Regions from separate parts of the Homo sapiens genome. Here region 2 is linked to region 1. Evidence: read pairs that join two places in POLR2A ChIA-PET (ENCODE). Cell type or tissue: Caco-2. All regions are shown on one strand. Links, peaks and the distances in the headings refer to the core of each region. The heading gives the core; the rest is flanking DNA.

Region 1 (5,376 bases), core at 254-5,253:
GTTCATCCCTCCCTCTTTACATAAGGTCTTGAGTCACGAGCACCTTGTGTTAGATGCTGGGCTACAAAATGATCAAAACAGAAGGCCTGCCCACTGAGAATACACACTTCCCTGGGCCACATCCACCCTCCAAAGTAATCCCACCATAACAGGGCAGCTGTCATCATGGAAGGACTGCCCACGTGCAGAGGGGCCCAAGAAAGTGGTCTTGTCCTCAAAGCAACTTGAGATGAGGATCCTGTGTCATCCAACAGCTACAGCTTAGGCAGATGAATAGCGGCTTCCCTGGGCCCAGGCAGTCCTCCAATTCATAAAAGCAAACAGGCCTGGGGCAGTGGCTCACGCCTGTAATCCCAGCACTTTGGGAGGCCTAGGCAGGCGGATCACAAGGTCAGGAGTTTGAGACCAGCCTGGCCAACATGGTGAAACCCCGTCTGTACTAAAAAAAATACAAAAATTAGCCGGGCATGGTAGCATGCGCCTGTAATCCCAGCTACTCAGGAGGTTGAGGCAGGAGAATTGCTTGAACCCGGGAGGCGGAGGTTGCTGTGAGCTGAGATCACGCCACTGCACTCCAGCCTGGGAGACAGAGCAAGACTCCATCTCAAATAAAAAGGAAGGAAGGAAGGAAGGAAGGAAGGAAGGAAGGAAGGAAGGAAGGAAACAGAATAGTAGGTTGCCAGCTGGACTGGTTCTAGAGGTTGGAGAGGCCAAGTTCCTCCCATGACAAATCAGGAAACTGAGGACACACTTTCACGGCCAGTTCTCCAGCAATGTCCACTAGCATCCCAGGCTCTCTATCTACCTAAACAAAGTCGATTCCCCCTGCCTAGCAATTTAATGTATGAGGGTTTTTTTTTTTATGGTAATGAGTTGGAACTGAATACACACTAAAATGCAGCGCAAATCACTGCGATGAGAGCTGAAAAATGCTAATCTCTCTCCAACATCTTCAGTGCCATTCTCCTGAAACTACCTGCTCCAGCAAGGTTCCCGTGGGTTAATTATTGCTGCAGAGGAAATTGCACTGATTTGCATCTGCTTTCATCGGCTGGAACCAGCGCATGTCAGTCCTGCAGGAACAGACCTGGGTTAACCTGTTGGCTGCTTCAGGCAAGAGGGACACCGAGTTGCAGGCTGCCTCTCCACCCCGCCAGTGCTGTTTCCCAGCCTCAGGGCACCTGCAGAGATACCAATCTGGTTACCTGTTCACCTGTACTTTGTGCATCTGATACTCCCAGAGCCTGCCCACCTGCTCTTTGCAATGCAGCAGCAGCAAATCCCAGGCCCCAAGCTCAAGGCCTGGGATTTAATTTGCCCTATTTGAAAGGTCCCATTCCTACCTGGTGAGCTCATCAATAACTATCAAAGCCACCTTTCTTCCCCTCCAAGAACCAGCCTTTCTACAGTGACTGGCTCCAAATGCAATTTCAAAATCTGGCTGGCTCCTGCAGAAGCCAGCACAGCCTCCCAGATGGGAGTAGGCCATCTCTGAAGGCGGGGCGAGTTACAAAACAGAATCCCCATGCACTAAGAGAAAGAAGAGAGAGATTGCTATAGAGGACTGGCCTCTGGGGCTCTGAAGACCTAAGTCCTCTGTTCTCAGATTGCATGGGACTTGAAAGCTCCTGGCTGTTGGTCTCCTGTGTGTGTAACAGGGTACCTTCTCTTTCTCAGAAAAGGAAAAGTCTGTAATCCATGCATTGATATGCAAATGTATGTTTACCCAGGTGAGGTGTATTGTGGGAGAAACCCCTGGGATAAGTTTCCACTCTGCACATAACCTTTATTACAGTATTCTTGTTTCACTGGGCTACTCAAAGGGTTTAAAAATAAAGTTTCACTTGCATACTACGTCTGGCCTGCAGAAATCTTTCACTGAGCCGTGTTTTAACCAAAAGCACTAATATTATTATGTTTGCATTAGCATGTGTGGGCTGTCGTTAGGTGCTTTTGATTATAATGACAGCACCAAGAGTCTTAAATCTAGGTAGCACCTGTTCTGAATGATCCTCTGATGATATTGAATATAAGCAAAATAAGTATTTCATATTATTGATGACAGATTGGATGTGACTGCATTTTCTCTATGAAAGATGCTGAGCAACTCTGCATCAATAACTGTGTGGAGGACTCCAGGATTTGGTTCATACAGGAACTCCTTTAATAGTGCTTAGCTTACAAGCTCTCCAGGTTGGGGATGGAGCCTCAGTTAGATTGATACAGTTTGCAGAGTGCCTGGCTTAGTCGATGTTCAATAACATTTGGGGCAGGAGGGAGTGAATAAAGGTATACATGGGTGAACAAAATAACACAGTCTAGGCTGGGCACGGTCGCTCACGCCTATAATCCCAGCACTTTGGGAGGCCGAGGTGGGCAGATCACAAGGTCAGAAGTTCAAGACCAGCCTGGCCAATAAGGTGAAACCCCATCTCTACTAAAAATACAAAAATTAGCCGGGCATGGTGGCGGGTGCCTGTAGTCCCAGCTACTCAGGAGGCTGAGGCAGGAGAATCACTTGAACCCAGGAGGCAGAGGTTGCAGTGATCCGAGATCATGCCCCTGCACTCCAGCTTGGGTGACAGAGCGAAACTCTGTCTCAAAAAATAAAAAATAACACAGTCTATCCCTTAAGTAAAACCAGGTTGGGCGGGAAAGGCTGCAGCCACCGGTGAAATCACCCCTAGGTCAGGACACTCAGCAAGAGAAGGTGGCCTGCCTTGGAGCCACCTGAATACGCAAAATGGAGTCAAGTATCTGCAGAGGAATTTGGCAGAAAACGTGTGGCATATTGTATGACCTGTTTATAGAGATCGTCCTGAAAAAATAAAAAAAGGTTGAGGACTCAGGAGGGCGTAAGCAATGACTAACCTAGTTAGCTAATTACGGGAGTTACACAAACCGGCTTCAGGGTAAAGTCCATTCAGGGGTTACTCAAGACCAGCCCCACCCCCAACAGGTACTGTGGAGGCCCGCAGCCGAGCTGGGCCCGAGTCCCTTCCTCCACATGCACACCCCTTCCGGGCTGCACATCCAGGTGCCATGCCATCTCAGGTTGCTGATACATCTGTTGGCTTGTGCCCCGGCTAACAGCCATGACTGAACCTCCCAGTGTGTGATGATGGCAGTTCTCACCTGGAACAGCACAGAAGGGCAGCCTGCTGGCTCTACAGCTCTCTTGGACCCCCATCCTCCTACAGACCCTCCACTTCCCTTCCCCAGTAACCTGGACTCCTACCCAGGAGTTGCCAACCAATGCACTGGCTGAAAGTGGAGGCCACTTGGAAGGCTAAACTTTGTGGATGTATCAAATGTCCTTCCTGAGACAGCCCCAAAACAATGCAATTTCCTTTCTCAGCCATCGCCCCAATAAAGAAACACCGCTGTGGATGCATCTAGTCATGGCCAACTGAAACGGCATTCTAGACACCTTGGTCTGCCTTTGCAAACAGCATGTGCACACCCAGGGCACACTGCACACACTTGCACATGCCACACTCATGCACGCTGCTGAGAGAGGGTGGGCATGAGGAGGGCCCTGGAGTCTGACGGTCACAGAATGCTCGAGACTGCATTATCCTCTAGGATCTTGTCCTTTGGCAAAATGAAACTCAGAGGGTCAGAGTTTCAGAGTGTCAGGAAATGACAAAGCTGAACCTCAAGCTCTGATGTTTTGGCCACAAAAGGAAATGCAGGCACAGCCAGATGCCTAGAAAAGGGGAAAAGAGGGCTACCGTGCTTCTTGGATTCCTGCCCGATTTTTCTCTTTGACCATCACTAGCCATGAAGAGGCCCTAATAACCAGGCCCCTTTGTAACTTACCTGGAATATTGGAGGGCTCACTTCCACACATGTATTGAGGGTCTACTATGTGCTATGCACTGTGCTAGAAACTGAAATGTGCCAAAGCAGTTCTTGCTCTCAGGATGTTTATATCCAGCAAGTGAGCAGCAGAAAAACAAAGAATGGCAATAGAGCAATGGGGAAAATAAGAGAAGACATACATATGTCAAAAAAGTACAACTGGGCCGGGCGCAGTGGCTCATGCCTGTAATCCCAGCACTTTGGGAGGTTGAGGCGGGCGGATCGGGCCTGCCTCCTAGAGGTCAGGAGATGGAGACCATTTTGATCAACATAGTGAAACCCTGTCTCTACTAAAAATACAAAAATTAGCCGGGCGTGGTGCCGTGCACCTGTAGTCCCAGCTACTCAGGAGGCTGAGGCAGGAGAATCACTTGAACCCAGGAGGCGGAGGTTGCAGTGAGCCAAGATCACACCACTGCACTCCAGCCTGGGTGACAGAGCGAGACTCTGTCTCAAAAAAAAAAAAAAGTGCCACGGCGTCTCTCTTAGGGAGGAAGCTGGGGAAGCTTTGCAGCCATAGTGACATCAGGTGAGGATTTTGCAGGAAGAATGGGAGCTGTCAGGAGGGTGAAAAACGGCGTTATCCCTGGCCAAGGGAACCATGCAGGTGGAACTCAGTGATAGAATAAGGCAGCAAAGTGGAGTCAAGAATGACATCCAGGCCAGGTGCGGTGGCTCACACCTGCAGTCCCAGCATTTTGGGAGGCCGAGGAGGGTGGATCACCTGAGGTCAGGAGTTTGAGACCAGCCTGGCCAATGTGGTGAAACCCCCTCTCTATTAAAAAGACAAAAAATTGGCTGGGCACGGTGGCTCACACCTGTAATCCCAGCACTTTCAGAGGCCAAGGCGGGTGGATCACCTGAGATTGGGAGTTTGAGACCAGCCTGATCAACATGGAGAAATCCCATCTCTACTAAAAATACAAAATTAGCCAGGCATGGTGGCGCATGCCTGTAATCCCAGCTACTCAGGAGGTTGAGGCAGGAGAATCGCTTGAGCCCGGGAGGCAGAGGTTGCGGTGAGCCGAGATCATGCCATTGCACTCCAGCCTGGGCAACAAAAGCAAAACTCTGTCTCGAAAACAAAAACAGACAAACAAACAAACAAAAAAAATTAGCCAGGCATTGTGGTGGGTGCCTGTAATCCCAGCTACTCAGGAGGCTGAGGCAGGAGAATCGCTTGAAAAGGGGAGGCAGAGGTTGCAGTGAGCTGAGATCGCGCCATTGCACTCCAGCCTGGGTGATAACAGCGAAACTCTGTCTCAAAAAAAAATTAAAAATTTAAAAAAAGAATGACATCGAGGTGTTCTGTCTTGGACAAGTGGGTGAATCATAGCACCCTTATCCCACATGAGAAATACTGAAGGACAGGCAGACATATAGAGTAAGATGGTGAGTTTATTCCCCCACCATCTTGAATTCGAGTTATCTGTAGGATAGTCAGGTGTAGGTATTAATGTGCACCTGGACAAGTGAGTGTGGAAAAGAGTGTAGAGGAAAGAGGCCAGGTAA
Region 2 (5,376 bases), core at 238-5,237, 210 kb before region 1:
CCTCCTCTTAAATTCTTAGACTCTTCCTCCTTCGAAGATTCCTTCAGATTTGCTTTGGTGGCCAAACGTCTGCTCCTTCCTCTTTTTTTGTACAGTGTCTTGAGTAAACAATGACACTTCTAGCCAGCATTTGCTTCTCTGCGTGCTTTGAGGATGTAGATTTTGTGGAAATAAAAAAAAAGAGAGAGAACTTTCTGCTGCTTTCCCATGCAAGGAAGGCTGAGGTTTAGCAGTGGTTTGTGTGTTGGGTTTTAGCCAGATGCCCTGGATGAACCACATGGATGAATTCTTTTTCAGCAGGATGAGTGCATCACCTTGGCTACCCAATGAATCAGACCTAATTAAAAGACAAAGTAAGCACACTGCAAAAATGCTAAGGATAAGAGGAAGAGGGTAAGATGAGGTAAGTAATGGGTCATTAAGATAATGAACACAAAGGGGACAAAGGATAGCAATTTTAAAGTCCTGGCATTGCATTCTAGAAGAGACCTGGTTCACTCTTCTCCCATACGTGGTCTAGTTGGTGAGGACAGCAACCCAGGGATGAATGAGCAGCTTAGGACAAGCAGTCAAACTTTCAAAGTCAAGATCTTTAAACGCTCTTAGGAGCTGGTGCCCACTGAACAGAGAGGGACACTTTTTCAGGCGTGGCACAGATATGCAGGAAGTGTTTGAACATTTCCAGGAAGTTTCTGGTGGAAAAAATCAGAAAGCAATTTCGCCCTCACGTTTATTGCTAATTTATGTGCTCTGTATTGACTGGATGTGCCTGTTGCATAGCAACCCATGGACATGTTTGCAGGAGTCATAATTTTTAAGAAGGAAAGTCCCTGCTGTTTGACTTCGAATCCATCCTCTGCAAATGCGGTGTTTCAGGGGACCATTTTGTATGCCTGCTTGTTTTCCCTTCCATCAAAGCTTCTTTTTTGGAGTCTCGCTCTGTCACCGAGGCTGGAGTGCAGTGGCGCAATCTTGGCTCACTGCAACCTCCGCCTCCTGGGTTCAAGTAATTCTCCTGCCTCTGCCTCCCAAATAGCTGAGACTACAGGCGTGTGCTACCAAGCCCAGTTAATTTTTGTATTTTTAGTAGAGATGGGGTTTCGCCATGTTGGCCAGGCTGCTCGCAAACTCCTGGCCTCAAGTGATCGGCCCACCTCTGCCCATAAAAGCTTCTGGTAATGGCTCATGAGTGTGCCATTCGGAAGGACTCTTCAGTCAAGCCTTCAACAACCTAACCCTAGAGTTAAAACTGGTAAACTTTGTATAGAACTGTAAAACTAATGACACTTGCGTGAATCTTTACACTGCAGTAATAGAGGATATGCATGTTACATACATAGGCACAGACACACCCGGCCTGCCAAGAACAAACATGTCATTATTATTTTTTAGCCTGAAATTTTAAAAGTTCTTTAAAACACACGGTTTGAGGAGCTTAACACAAAGACTCAAGGCCGTAAGAATTACATTTTCATCCAGGTGCTGTGGTTCATGCCTATAATCCCAGCACTTTGGGAGGCTGCGGCAGGAGGATTGCTTGAGGCCAGAAGTTGTAGACAAGCCTGGTCAACATAGTGAGACCTTGTCTCTACAAAATACTAAATAATAAATTAAAATAAATTTTTTTTAAAAAGCTCAGGAATGGTGGTTCACACCTGTAATCCCAGCACTTTGAGAGGCTGAGGTGAGTGGCTCACCTGAGGTCAGGAGCTCGAGACCAGCCTGGGCAACATGGCAAAACCCTGTCTCTGCAAAAAAATACAAAAATTAGCTGAGAGTTGTAGCATGCACCTGTAATCCCAGCTACTCGGAAGGCTGAGGCACAAGAATCGCTTGAACCTGAGAGGTGGAGGTTGCAGTAAGCTGAGATCGTGCCACTGCACTCCAGTGTTGGTAATAGAGCCAGACGCCATCTCAAAATAAATAAATAAGTAAATAATTTAAAAAATTTTTTAATTAAAATAAAAGCCAAGTGTGGTTGGGTGCACCTGTGGTCCCAAGTACTCAGGAGGCTGAAGCCAAAGGATGGCTGGAGCCCAGGAGCCAGAGGCTACAGTGAGCCACAATCATGCCACTGCACTCCAGCCTGGGTAACAGAGCAAAACCCTGTCCAAAAAAAAAAAAAAAGAATTACATTTTCTTAGAAATTCACAGGAGATGACAAAGTAGAAAAACATATATATGTGTGTTTTGTTAGAAAACACTTGAGGACTACACATCTGAAGGGAAGGCTGAACTGGCATGATTGGCATGGCGACATCATCATGGATCGGTGGGTGGCCCACCCAGGCCAGAGGGACTGTCTCCAGGAAGGTGAATCATGGTTTTCCTAGCAGTTTGCACCACTGCCCAATCTTCCTTATCATTCTTTCACTTCCCCTTTTATCCACAATCAGAAGCAGTGGACAAAAAGAAGGGAAGGAGGAGCCCGAGGACTCCAGGACTCATAGCGGAACTGAAGCCACCGTCACTGCAGGGCAGGGAAGCACATGACCTCTGGCAGGAAGAGGGGTTAGAAACTCCAGCCCCAGGTTTGAATCCTGAGGCCCCTAAGAATGTTTTCACTTTCAACAGCCATCACCTGCAGCTCTTTATCAGCAGTATTGCCTGCAGAGTAGTACAGCTGCTTTGCTTGCACAGAGAAGGAACCTATAGCCTGCAGGAACATATGTCCCCCTGGGGCAGCCCTTAACAGATGACCAATGAATGGCTGATGATGAGAGCATGCAGCCCCAGCTCCTTGCCTTGGGTGGGGCAGCTCTGAGGCACTTATACTTTAGAGCTGCCCTGGGGACAGGACTCCCTACAGAATTTGCAAGACCCAGTGCAAAATGAAAAAGCAGATCCCTTGTTCAAACAGTATGAAGAATTTCAAGACAGCAACAACAGCAGAGCATCAACCCAAGTGTAAGGCCTAAGTGTGGGGCCCGTGTGACTGCACAGGCGCACGGCCCTGCAGCCATCCCTGCTTGCAGAATCAGGTGTAAGCCACCCTCTGAGATCATCCCTGGCCCCTTCCCAGACCAGCTTCCCCAACTCTTTTACCAGGTTCCTCCAGGGAGCCCTTCCTTACAAATCTCCTGCACACAAATCCTCATCTGAGAGTCTGCTTCTGTGTCCCCAGTTAAGATAGATCTTTGGGCATGCTACCGCAGCATCTTTAAACCTCGGTTTGCTCTGTAAACCAAAAAATATCTGAGAGGAATCTCAACCAATTTAGGAAGTTTATTTTACCAAGGTTAAGGACACATGCCCTGGAGGAAGGTCTGTGCCTTTCTCCAAAGATGATTTTGAAGGCTTATTTAAAGGGGAAAGGGCAGATATTGGAAGAAAAGGAAGAAATTTTTTAAAGGTGTGGGTAGGTAAGAGACAAACTTTGCATTCTTTTGAGTCTTTGTTCAGCTTTTCATTAAATAGACAATTTACATGTGAGGGGGTGGAGGAATATTCACTTATGCCTTCATTTTTACATCAGAAAAAAACAATCAGATATGCTTTTGTCTCAGGTGAGCAGAGGGATGACTTTGAGTTCTGTCCTTTGTCCTGCACCCATGAAGATAAGCTATCCATTTACATTGTCAGGTAATTCAACAGAACCATTTTAGGGTAAAGATCTTGCAGACCACAAGGAATTTCCTGGTGGGCAAATTGTGAAAGGGATCTGTAGCTTTTTTATCTTTGTAGCTATCTTATTTAGGAATAGAATGGGAGGCAGGTTTGCCTGACGCAGTTCCCGGCTTGACTTTTCCCTTGGATTAGTGATTTTGCGGTCCTGAGATTTATTTTCCTTTCACACCTTCATATATAAAATTCGGGGTGGGGGAATAGAGTGTATTTTGTAGAGCTGTTGGGAGAATTGTGTGAGATAATGCACGCAAAGTGCTTAGTACCATGCCAAGCACGTAACAAATGTTCAGTGAATGCTAGTTAACATCATTTTTATCGTCATCACCACTAAAATTAAGCATCCTTGCCTTAACAAGGGAAATAAGAGTAAATATAACCCTGCCTGTTCCCTCTTTCCCTACCCTGGGAAGTCCATGCCCAAGCCTTTGGCCCAAGTTTCATCAGTAAAATTTTTTGGGGGGAACGGAGTCTCACTTTGTTGCTCAGGCTGGAGTGCAGCTCACTGCAAGCTCCACCTCCCAGGTTCAAGTATATCTTCTCCCTCAGCCTCCTGACTAGCTGGGACTACAGGCGCACACCACCACGCCCGGCTAATTTTTTATTTTTAGTAGAGATGGGGTTTCACCATATTGGCCAGGCTGGTCTTCAACTCCTAACCTCCTGATCCACCTGCATTGGCCTCCCAAAATGCTGGGATTACAGGCGTGAGCCACTTGACAAAGACAGAGGTGGCTGAGAATGAAAGCAGAGAAGTCCCTTTGACAAAACAATTATAAAAGAGCAAATCTGATTTAAGGGTGCTTAAAGCCCTGTTTTCCTTGGCCAAAACAAATTAAGTTTCTTTTTTTTTTTTTTTTTGAGACAGAGTCTCGCTCTGTCACCCAGGCTGGAGTGCAGTGGCATGATCTCAGCTCACTGCAACCTCTGCCTCCTGGGTTCAAGCAATTCTCCTGCCTCAGCCTCCCGAGCAGCTGGGTTTACAGGCATGCGCCACCACACCCAGGTCAATTTTTTAGTAGAGATGGGATATATATATATACACAGTATTTTTAGTAGAGATGGGGTTGCACCATGTTGGCTAGGCTGGTCTCAAACTCCTATCCTCAAGTGATCCGCCGCCTTGGCCTCCCAAAATGCTGGGATTACAGGGGTGAGCCACTGTGCCTACCCCTACAAATTAAGTTTCTGATAAGATGACTTGACAAAATTCTTATAGAACTCCTAGGGGTCATCAACTTCGTAAGTTATTCCAAAACAGAGACAAATGCTTTACTGCAATGGACAGTGTACATGGTTTGAAGAGAGTAGCTGGTGGTTAGTATCCTCTTTACTCATATGTGAACTCCTGAGCTGTCCACACAACAGAATAAGCAGACATTTCATTTGAAATCTCAAGTCTTCTGATACTTGTCTCAAAAGAGGGAAGCCGGTGACCTTAAGAACTTCCCAAATGCTGTGGTTGCCTCCCTTACCAGACTCCCTTAGACTGCTTGAGGCCGAGGTAGGAGACAGGGTTGGACTGCTCTGTAAGCACACCCACACATCCTTTCTGCCCCAGAAGCTTCACGACTCATTGCAGAGTACATCCCTATAATTCACAGTAGATCACAGAATCTCAGTTAGAGCCAAGGCTCTACCCAAGCCAAGACTTCATTAACCACTTCAAACCAAACAGAAGAAAACAGGCTTCCAGAGAGCAGAGAGGTTGGTTTTACTTAATCAAGCACATATTGACTGACCTTCTTCTCA

What was found. ChIA-PET counts read pairs that join two places held together with the same protein. Peaks named below come from ENCODE experiments on the same cell type or tissue, not always from the same donor. Only the 100,000 strongest peaks of a DNase experiment are listed, where the experiment ranks them.
Region 2: POLR2A ChIA-PET joins it to region 1 with 15 read pairs; 5 of 35 experiments call an interaction of 5 or more read pairs at or near these places.

The regions. Positions count from the first base shown.
Region 1 is chr1:235,059,685-235,065,060 of GRCh38, forward strand. No RefSeq gene overlaps it. Among named protein-coding and RNA genes, the nearest start is that of LINC01348, 7.4 kb to the right of the region's middle. In Caco-2, for the core only: no CTCF peak of the experiment used is centred there; DNase peaks (open chromatin) are centred at 1,177 and 2,947.
Region 2 is chr1:234,849,280-234,854,655 of GRCh38, forward strand. All of the region lies in intron 2 of LOC107985365 (a long non-coding RNA gene), which reads right to left. Among named protein-coding and RNA genes, the nearest start is that of LINC02961, 92 kb to the left of the region's middle. RefSeq lists a silencer at 1-217 and an enhancer at 2,263-2,557. In Caco-2, for the core only: no CTCF peak of the experiment used is centred there; a DNase peak (open chromatin) is centred at 2,672.